Linked DNA regions of Mus musculus: all the other regions are linked to region 1. Evidence: chromatin loops called from intact Hi-C (ENCODE). Cell type or tissue: gastrocnemius. All regions are shown on one strand. Region 1 has its middle 1.7 kb from the start of Sfrp2. Region 2 overlaps Dchs2 (dachsous cadherin related 2). Region 3 has its middle 78 kb from the start of 1700028M03Rik. Region 4 has its middle 69 kb from the start of 1700028M03Rik.

The links. Hi-C counts contacts between places; a loop is a spot of excess contacts. Peaks named below come from ENCODE experiments on the same cell type or tissue, not always from the same donor. Only the 100,000 strongest peaks of a DNase experiment are listed, where the experiment ranks them.
Region 2: a loop joins it to region 1, with 4 times the contacts of the local background. A loop is called at or near these places in 4 of 42 quality-filtered maps.
Region 3: it touches region 1 in a loop (5-fold over the local background); 7 of 42 quality-filtered maps call a loop at or near these places.
Region 4: a loop joins it to region 1, with 2.2 times the contacts of the local background. A loop is called at or near these places in 7 of 42 quality-filtered maps.

Annotation. Positions count from the first base shown.
Region 1 is chr3:83,763,334-83,765,833 of GRCm38, forward strand. It overlaps a transcript of Sfrp2 not described here. Among named protein-coding and RNA genes, the nearest start is that of Sfrp2, 1.7 kb to the right of the region's middle. In gastrocnemius, a CTCF peak has its summit at 1,113 (motif pointing left); DNase peaks (open chromatin) are centred at 1,109 and 2,089; H3K4me3 peaks cover 950 bases.
Region 2 is chr3:83,302,663-83,305,162 of GRCm38, forward strand. It overlaps Dchs2 (dachsous cadherin related 2), which reads left to right. Exons shown (of 20, transcript NM_001357165.2): 13 at 1,773-2,500. Among named protein-coding and RNA genes, the nearest start is that of Gm10710, 170 kb to the left of the region's middle. In gastrocnemius, a CTCF peak has its summit at 1,413 (motif pointing right); a DNase peak (open chromatin) is centred at 1,415.
Region 3 is chr3:83,494,538-83,497,037 of GRCm38, forward strand. No RefSeq gene overlaps it. Among named protein-coding and RNA genes, the nearest start is that of 1700028M03Rik, 78 kb to the right of the region's middle. In gastrocnemius, a CTCF peak has its summit at 1,235; a DNase peak (open chromatin) is centred at 1,242.
Region 4 is chr3:83,503,683-83,506,182 of GRCm38, forward strand. No RefSeq gene overlaps it. Among named protein-coding and RNA genes, the nearest start is that of 1700028M03Rik, 69 kb to the right of the region's middle. In gastrocnemius, no CTCF peak of the experiment used is centred here; no DNase peak of the experiment used is centred here.

The DNA of each region.
Region 1 (2,500 bases):
GTTTGCCCCCTGGGCAGCCAAAGCTGCATCATCGGAGAAATTAAGAAACTACACATGCGTGTTGTGCTTCTAGGCTTTCTTGCTTTGAGACCTTTGCTGGGCTTCTGTGTGCTTTCAGGACACCATTCCAGAGTGCAGGAGGAAGCTTGCTCTCCTGGCACCCAGGCTGCCCTGCGACCTCCTTGGATGCTGGGCAGAACTGGGATTAGCAAGCTCCAGACGTTGGAGATCCCCCTAAGCATCTTAGCTTGAGAGCAAAGGGCTCGCCTCTCCAGAAATCTAGCAGCCAGCAAAGGGTTAACCAAGCAGCAGAGAGACTAGGGCAGCTTTCTGTGTCCCTCAAGATTCATCAATGCCCCTTAAAGACAGAAAGCACCAGATGGAAAGGCAAGACCACCAAAAGACAGATGTGGAGGCTCTTTGGGCCTGCAGCATTTGAGTAGGACGTTGTTGGCTGGGTGCTGGGATGGGGGTGGGACTGAGGGAAGGGTCCGGTACTATGAGAAGCATCCTCTAAGCAGAATAGGAGGGCCTGGCACTGTGAATCGCACTGTTTACTAACTAGGAACTTCCCTTCACAGGGAATTGAGAGGAGGCTCGACATGGACTCTCAGAGGCAAAGGCTTGCGACTTTTGATAGGAAACCTGTGTACCTGGGAACCTACAGGAAGCGCAGAAGAGCCTAGGCGAACCCAAGCACTCCAAGTGCTTGCTTTGCCCGGGAGTTCTCTCCTCTGGGCTACATAAACCCACACGGGAACCCGGTGGGGATAACCACAGAGTGTCCTTGAGCTGTGCTTCACACACAGACAGTGAGTGGTCTACCCTCTGAGGAAGGCTACTGCCCTGCTCCCCAGCAGCGGGCTTGCCGCGCGGACACGCCTGTCACACAAGCATGCAATTGGCTGATGATGGACGAAAGGAGGGTGCACGACTCTAGATGGAGAGGAAGATGGAGCTTGAGCTTGAGTCCAGGCCGAGTGGTACTGATGTTGGAACGGTCTGCGACAACAAGCTATGTTTCTGACGACCCGGGCAAGCAAGCGGGCAGAAGCGAGAGCTTGAGCCCGGTGTTACTGGAGACTCCCGTAAGACTTCGGGCGACCCCTCCTGGCGAGCGAGACAGACGCAGGCTCCCCAAACAATGCCTAGGCCCGCGGTAGTGCGCCAGGCGCATGGGCAGCCCGCTGCACTCCGAAACACAAAAGCGAGTGACTCAAACTAGACGAATTGGTGGTGGGCTTCTTGATCTTCCACTCAGGGGATCGGCAGGCGGGAGGTGACCCCATGGATGTACTTTGGGGCCACGAGTAGTGAATACCTGAGAATACTAGAATTCCATTTCAGCGTTCAGCCTGTGTAGCTGTTTGGTTTAACTTTTTTGTATTTGTGTGGTTTATTTTCAAACTAGTTTTTACCTGGGGAGAAAGTCTAAGCCTCTGGCTGCTTCAGCTAGACACGGGAAGGTCTAGAGCCAATTGGATGGAAACGGCTCCACTCAGGCAGGCCTTCAGCAGAGCAGGAAAGATGGAGCTGGACTTTTAAAGACTCCCATTGCGGGCTCCCTCTGGGTGTTTACCTGCTTCGACTATGGCCAGAAGTGGGTAGGAAATAGCATTTTATCGTCCTCTCGTCACTCCTTAAACTCTCATAAACTGCGGGACCACAAAATGTGCTGACCCCCTAAATCCTGAGCTCACCATCCAGATGGATGGAAAATGTAAATCAGGCAGCAAACATCCAACCCAGCTGTTAAATCCAGGAAGCAGCAACAATGTGTCCACCTTACACTTGAAAGAGGATTGTTGGGGGGGGGGGGGGCAAAGAGGGGAAGTCACTACCCAGGACTTGCAAGGTCCCACTTAAAGAGAGGCTGACTCTTAAGACAAGGGAAGGTTTGGGGAAGAGACACCCCCCCCCTTAACCCACCCCCTGCGCACGTCCAAACTGTCTCTCTGTACTCCTTTCCCCGCCTGGCACCTTACAATCCACTTACCCTAACATTAGGTTCCCTGTTCTACAGAGCAGAGGATGGCCCGATGGGTGACCAGGATGGCGTGACCAGGATGGGTGACCAGGATGGCGTCCCTGGTTGTTAGGGGATGAATGGGCCAACTATGCTGAGGACATGACTAACTCTTGTGACCACAGAGGTCTCTGCCCGTTCCTGCCCACCTTCTGACCTTGGTACTCATAAGCCCCATTTATTGCTTTGGTGGCCTATACTGAGGTAATCCTGAACCCCTATGTATTAGAGCCCGTGCAGCCTTCAAGCATAGACATCTCTTCAGAGGTCAAATTTTCTCCTCCAAAGAGGAGAAATGGCGGGCAAATTCGTGATGCCTCTGACAAGTCCTCCACAGTGACAAAATCCTATAGACACCCCAGCAAAATAGCAACTCCGTGCATGGCTGCAATTCCATTTTATAAGTCAGAATGTGTCGTGAGGCTGTGGAATCACATTGCTCAAGCCAGTCTGCTCAACTTGGGCTGGAGAACC
Region 2 (2,500 bases), 460 kb before region 1:
AGACAAAAGTTAGTTGGGCTCCATATTCAGAGCTTCAGTTTATGACAGATTGGACCATTGCTTTAGGCCTGTAGTGGAATATTATGGCAGATACATATGGCAAACTAGATGAGACCTGCTTGCATTATAAGCTAGGGCACAGGAGTAGAAAATAAAGGCTTCCACAATCTGCTTTAAGGGCACATTCCCCATAACCTACAGACTCACCAGACTCATCTCTTAAAGATGCCATTGTTATGTAACCGCATCACCTTAGAGGCAAGTGAATTCACTCTTACCTTGACTCCTCAGTCTTGCTCTTAAAACAGAAACCTGACTCCTGGCTCTGCCTAAATTCCTTCCAGTTCTCTTCTTGACGTTCTGCAATGAAGTATGGGCCATTTGAGGTTTGACCCTGCTTTCCTCCAAAAGTCATGCCTTCACTAGTGACAACACACTCCTTACATGCTACATGCAAACTCCCAGGGAAGCCAGTTTTCTTCTAATTGCTCCAAGACACTTTCAGTCTTTGCTTTACACAGAATAGTCTTGCTTCTTCCCATTTAAGGATGAACCTAGTTGTTATTGTTTCTAATAGCATTTTGATCCCATGCTAACAGGCTATACACAGTTGATTCCCGGCCACCTGAATGTGAGTCTTCAGAGAATACCCTAATGTCTGTGTCCCAACCCACCCTTCCTGGATTCTAAGGCCTTGGAAGCACAGTTGTAGCATACAATAAGAGGTCATATGTGTCACTTCCTAGGGCTATGAATGTTGGATGAGCAAGTGAATTGCTTTCTCAATCAAAAATATCACACAATGTGTCTATCCCTATGTTGGATATAGACTAACTGTCTCTTATAAATAAAAAGTCAGGATTCCTCCCTGAGCACGCACACTAGCTATTGTGATAATTTTCTCTGAACACTTAGTTCCCATATGCTTTAAGTGCTTTCAAACTAATAAGAGCTCATACCATTGATCTTGGTACTTTGATCCTATCACTCACTCAAGAATGTGGCCCATGAGTCTTTGAACCATTTTTAGATTCTGTAATCTACCAGATGGATTTTGTCTTTGTGCTCAATTATAACTTTTATTAGAGTTGGTACCATGGACGATAGTAAAGAACAGATTTTTAAAAGATACAGAGATGAGTTAAAATATCTTGATGAGGTCATGGAAGAACTGGGCAGTTGTGTAGCCGACTCCCACAGAAGTGTCAGGACTCACACGGGCAGTGCCAGGGATTGGAGAAGAGATGAACAGAGAAGTGGTATACAACTAAAATAAACTCAGCGGCCGGTAACATTATGGAAAATTATTACTACTCACCTGCTAATTTCTTAGAGTGTTTTAAAAATAGATTTAGTTGTTTCACAAGTATATGTATGTATGGATACCACTGTATGCAGTACCTGTGGCGGCCAGAAGGGAGCATTGCATCACATGGAATGGGAGTGGTGGTTGTGGGCTCCGCAAACCAAATGGACATTGTATACTGTTTCTTACCCCTGCCTCTTGTTTTATTTTTAATAAAATACACATCTAAATGTTGTGGGGAAAATGTATCAATACAAAGCATTTTATATTCAATTGTTGCAATTCTCTGAGACACACATTTAGAAGCTACCAACTCTGCCGTGTTCCATTGTTCTCAGTACTTAAAAAGGAGCTAAGATACAACAATCAGTAACCATTCTCAATGACTAAATTAATAAGTGTATTAGCTATCAAGGGGTTATTATTTTCCAATTTCTAATAGATCTTCAACTGTTTTCTGTGACAGAAGGAAATACCGATGAGTATTTTGCAATCCATACAACCTCAGGAGAACTCTCAACAACTCGTGCTTTGGACCGGGAGCTGATCAGCAATTTTACCCTCACTATCCTGTGCTCAGACTTGGGGAACCCGCCTCGAAGCTCTGCAATGCAGCTGCATGTTAGAGTTCTGGATGACAACGACCACAGCCCCGCTTTTCCTATGCTTCATTATCAGTCCTCCATAAGAGAAGATGCCGAGGTGGGCACCGTGGTTCTGGTGCTGTCTGCCGTGGACAGAGATGAGGGTCTCAACGGGCAGGTGGAATATTTTCTTATGGAGGAAGTTTCCGGTGCCTTCACTATTGATCGTGTAACAGGGATCTTGAGAACTAGCCATGCCCTTGATCGAGAATCCAGGTCTCAGCACACATTCCAGGCTGTAGCCAGAGACTGCAGCACTCAAGGTGCCAAAAGCAGCGTGCTCTCCATACTCATATCCGTCACGGATGCTAACGACAACGATCCTGTTTGGGAAGAGAACCCAGTTGATGCTTTCATCTCCCCAATGCTGGCCCTAAACCAGACCGTTGTTCATCTGAGAGCCAGTGACCCAGATGCAGGGCCCAATGGAACTGTTACGTTTAGTTTTGCAGACCGCCAGTCCGTGTTTTCCATCGATGGATATACAGGAGAAGTTAAACTGCAGCAGAATCTGTCTTCAGAACACTTTCCTATCTGGTTGCAGTTATTG
Region 3 (2,500 bases), 270 kb before region 1:
ATTTGCATTTCTCTGATCACTAAGGACTTTAAACATTGGGTTGTTTGGTTTTTTGGTGATTAGCTTCTTGAGTTCTTTATATATTTTGGATATTATCCCTCTATTGGATGTGGGGTTAGTGAAGATTTTTTTCCTAGTTTGAAGGTTGCCAATTTGTTTGATTGAACTATGTCTTTTGACTTACAGAAGCTTTCCAATTTCATGAGGTCCCATTTATGAATTGCTGATCTTAGAACCTGAGCCATTGGAGTTATGCTTAGGAAATGTCTCCCTGTGCCAATGAGTTCAAGGCTCTTTCCCACTTTCTCTTCTGTTAGACTCAGTGTATCTGGTTTTATGTTGAGATCCTTGATCCACTTGGACTTGAGCGTTGTGCAAGGTGACAAATATGGGTCTATTTTCATTTTTCTACATACAGTCAGTTAGACCTGCACCATTTATTGAAGATGCTTTCTTTTTTTCCACTGTATATTTTTGGCTTCTTTGTCAAAGATCAAGTGTCCGTAAGTGTGTGGTTTTATTTCGGGGTCTTCTACTCCATTGATCAACAAATATATACAAATCTCTATACAAATACCATGCAGTTTTTATCACTATTGTTCTGTAAGTCCTAAGTTTTGCAGGCAAATGGATAGAACTAGAAGATATCATCCTGAGTGAGGTAAAAGGGCATGCATGGTATGTACTCACTAGTAAGTGGATGATAGCCAAAAAGAAGAAGAAGAAAGGAACATAATCCCCAAGATACAGCCCACAGAACTCAAAAAGGTCAACAAGCTGAAGTGTCCAAGTGAGGATACCTTAGTCCCACTTGGGAGAGAGAAGAAAGCAATCACAAGTGGGGAGGGAGAAAGGGAGGGATGGAGGGAGGGAGGAATGGAGGGAAGGAGGGAGGGACGGAGGGAGGAAGGGAGGGAGGGAACTGGGAGGGAGAGTGGATAGGGTTGAGGAAGGAGTGGGAGGAAGAGGGGAACTTGATCTGGTATTGGGTGAGGGAAAAGAACTGAAGCCCCAAGGGCCAGCAGAAAGAGTGTAAACAGGCAACCTCAGGAGATAGGAGGTTGTGGGAGGGGGGAGGGGGGCTCTAGAATGCACCAGAGACCTGGGAGGTGAGAGACTCTCAGGAATCAAAGGGAGATCAAAGGGACATTTCATTTTAGATGAAATGCTGGACAGTAGGAAGAGGGAACTTATAGAGCTCACCTCCAGCAAGAAGACAGGACATCAAATGACAGAGAGGGGGCGCCATCACACAGTCACATCTCTGACCCATAATTGTTTCTATCTGAAAGATTTACAGGGATGGAAATGGAGAGGAACCTGAGGAAAGGAGATTCAGTGACAGGCCCAAAGTGGGATCCAGCTAAAGGAGAGGTATCAAGGCCTGACACTATTTCTGAGGCTATGTAGTGCTCACAAAAAGGGATGTAGCATGATTGCACTCTGGAAGACCCAACAAGCAGCTGAAAAATTCAGATGCAAAAATTTGCACCCAACCAATGGAGAAAAGCAGCTGAACCCTGTGGTTGAATTAGGCTGAAAGAAGCTGAGGAGAGGGGCGACCTGGTAGGAGGATCAGCAGTCTCAACTAATCTGGACCCCCAAGATCTCTCCAACACTGGACCACCAACCAGGCAGCATACACCAGCTGATATGAGACCCCAACACACATACAGTAGAGGACTTCTGGGGCTGTGTTCATTCTGGAGGCTCCAGGGAGTTTAGAGGTCAGGTGGGGTGGGGGTGGGATGGGGACATCCACATGGAGACAGGGGTGGGGAGGAGGTATGGGATGTGGAAGAGTCAGAGGGTGGAAGGAGGTGGGAATAAAATATGGAGTGTAAAAGAATAAATAAATAAGTAAATAAATTTAGAAAACAAGTAAAAAAAAGACAATCATTAATGAGAGTCATAGTTCAAAGATAGACATCTTTGACAATAAGTAGATAAATAGAGATGCTATTATTCCTTTTGTTGTTTCTGAATTACACATCATGGATACTTTTAGTAAGTGTTCATTAATTTTTTGTGATAGAGTGTCCTACAGGCATCCCAGGCTTGTCTTAAATGTATGTCCTTCTCCCTCTGCCTCCTGAGTGCTAGAACTAGAGGCGTGAGCTTCTATACTCAAATCTTCTATAGTATGCCTAGTTCCTCTTCATCCTGTACACATGCCTGGACATTTCTCAGCCAGAACAATATAGCTATGGCCTGAATACTCACTGGCATGTGAGTAAAAGCAGTGAAAAGTATTTCCATGCTTGGTTTATAAGAGCTCCCTACATGTGAAATTTCCCCCTTACTCAGGATTAATTCAGACAAGCAAAGTATTCTTGTTTTGAAGATGATGAAGTTACGAGACAGAGAGAGAAAGAGAGCCAGAGACAAAGACAGAGAGACAGAGACAGTGACAGGGGGAAGGTGTCTGGATGAGTAGCCACTCTGCCCTTTTATAACGAGTTTTTGAGTCACAGCACTGAGCAGGCCGCCAGTTAAGTAC
Region 4 (2,500 bases), 260 kb before region 1:
TTTCTGATGTTATTCAGAATAGTTAAGTTTTATCGGGATGGAATTGATAAAACCATGGGCCTCTTTGGATATTCTACAACCAATTGAAAAATATGTCATATTCTAGGAAGATATTTGCCTGCATGAGAATTTTTTAATAAGTTATTGGGAAGAAAAAGAAAAACAAGCTACAAAACCTCGTCACACTCTCTATTGATGGACACATGCCTGAGGAAAATACTGAAAAGATTTACCACAAAGATTTTCTTTTGCTTATACAGAATCGTGTGGTTCCAGGGTATGTGTGGTTTATTTGATGTTTAGGGCTTTTGTGCTTTTACACGTGCTTTGAGTAAGAAAGACAAAGTAGCCCTGACAGCTCTCGGTTGGAAACCGAAGTAGCTTAGCTGGACCAAATATTGTCCTGATGAACACAAACAATTTCACGCTGCACTGACGATGTGTGACCTTTGTCTGTGACCGTGATGAAGCAAGATAAACACAGGCCATTCTATAAACATGTCTGATCCCAGACAAAAATAAAAACACACTGGAAACCACAATAGCCAGACAGGAGTGACTCCAGCTTCTTTGACAAGTATAGCAATAGCTTACTCTTTTCTTCTACCTCTTAATAAAAAAAAAAAATTATTTCACCTAACCAAAGAATACCACATCTCCCACTTTCTAGACTTTCCCACCCATACATTATAGGAAAAATAATGTGACACAAGCTAATCCTATAATATGCCCCATATACTCTCTTACCTGTTTCCCAAAAGTCCTCTTTGATACACCTATATTTTAAAACGTGTGTTTTATTACAGATTTGGCTCTGGTGGCCTTGTCCAAAAATAGACTTGATAACTTGAATGTATGGAGCATATATTCCTCTTGTGATCAAAGAGAAAAAGAATTGATGTAAATTTTATTCATCCATTTATACGTCAAGTGATAGTCAACCTATGGCTAAGGAGATAGACTCTCAACAACCTCTGTGGTCTGAAATTTCCCCAGTTCCCCAGCAGCCACAGGGGCTTAGCGACACAGGTGTCACACAGGTGTCACTAGCTGTGATGATAACCACATCTCATTCAAGCACAGGTGAAGCGTCTCCAGAGAAACATTAATAACATCTGGAGCAGGTAACATTTTCAATGTGGGGCTTTCTCGGTATTGTAGCATGTTTCTTGGCATGCCCTGGTTCTAGCCCTTGAAGGTCATAGATTGTGATGACAATGCAACAAAAATGCCCCTAGATCATTTCTCCTGGAAGGTGTGAAGGGTATATTTTTCCTGTGTAGGACCATTAATGTGGAGAGCAGTGACTAGAAAGAGGAGGATCTTGGCTATGGGGCCTGAGTCAGGCCTTCATATCTTTGGGTCATGAGTTTGTCACCCTAGAGGACTGAGATAGCTATTGTAGTCCTTCCTACCTTACAGAGATGCAGTAAGATGAGAGAGAAGATGTTAACAACCTTGAAGGTAATTGAAGCATAACTCTTCAGCTATGCTACACACATAGTATTATAAATAATATAGTTCTAAGCCAAAAGGCCCCGAGATCCTATGAGTAATTGGCTAGACATCCAACAACAAAGAGGAGATAACATAGATAGTTTAAAAGAGCAAAACAGTTGGGTAAGGCTACATGTGGCTATAATCCTAGTATTCAGGATGCTGAGGCCAGAGAATCACAAGTTCAATTCTAGAATGCCCTACAGAGCAAGGCCCTGGACCAATGAAATAAAATGGTAAGACAACAAAATATAAAAATAGTTATTTAATTAAGGTCAATTTCAAATTTAGAGTTGTCAAACATAGTTTAGTAAAGAAAAATTCATTTTCACTAGGAAACAAAAATAGTCAAATTGTCTTACAAGCAATTGTTCAGAGTTCTCTAAGTTTGGACTTCCATCTTAGCACATAGAACTGCAAACCATACATGGCATTGCTCTGAGGATTGTAGGTCATTGAATTGACTAGGAGGGATTAAATAGGCAAAGAGGAAAATGAACATAATATATTCACATGTATGTATATCATAGGAACAACCTTTACTGGAACTTATGAATGAATGAATGAATGAATGAACACTAAATCGTTGGGTAACAAAGTAACAACTTGAATAGCTTTTAATTAGGAACAGCATACATCCAACCATTCATATGAGTTTTAATGGGAATGGTGTGTGTTCCTATGTAAGCTGTGGAGAACATGTTTAAACACTATTCTAATCAAATAGAGGATTTTCTCATGTTTTCTTTCTAAACACGATGGCTTTGATTTTGCCTTTCTGTTTTCTGAAACATGGAAATCATCTGTTTTCACTTATAAATATCATATTAAAACATGTTACAAAAGATCTTTTTAATCAGCTCTCCAATAACCAAATGGAATACTTGCCCTTCTATGCAAAGAATTAGATGTTTCTTATCTCACTTACTAAAATGTAAAAATAAATCTGAGCTGGGTTATAAGTAAGACTTAAAGGAGTGGGATCCAAGATTCAAATCTTCCT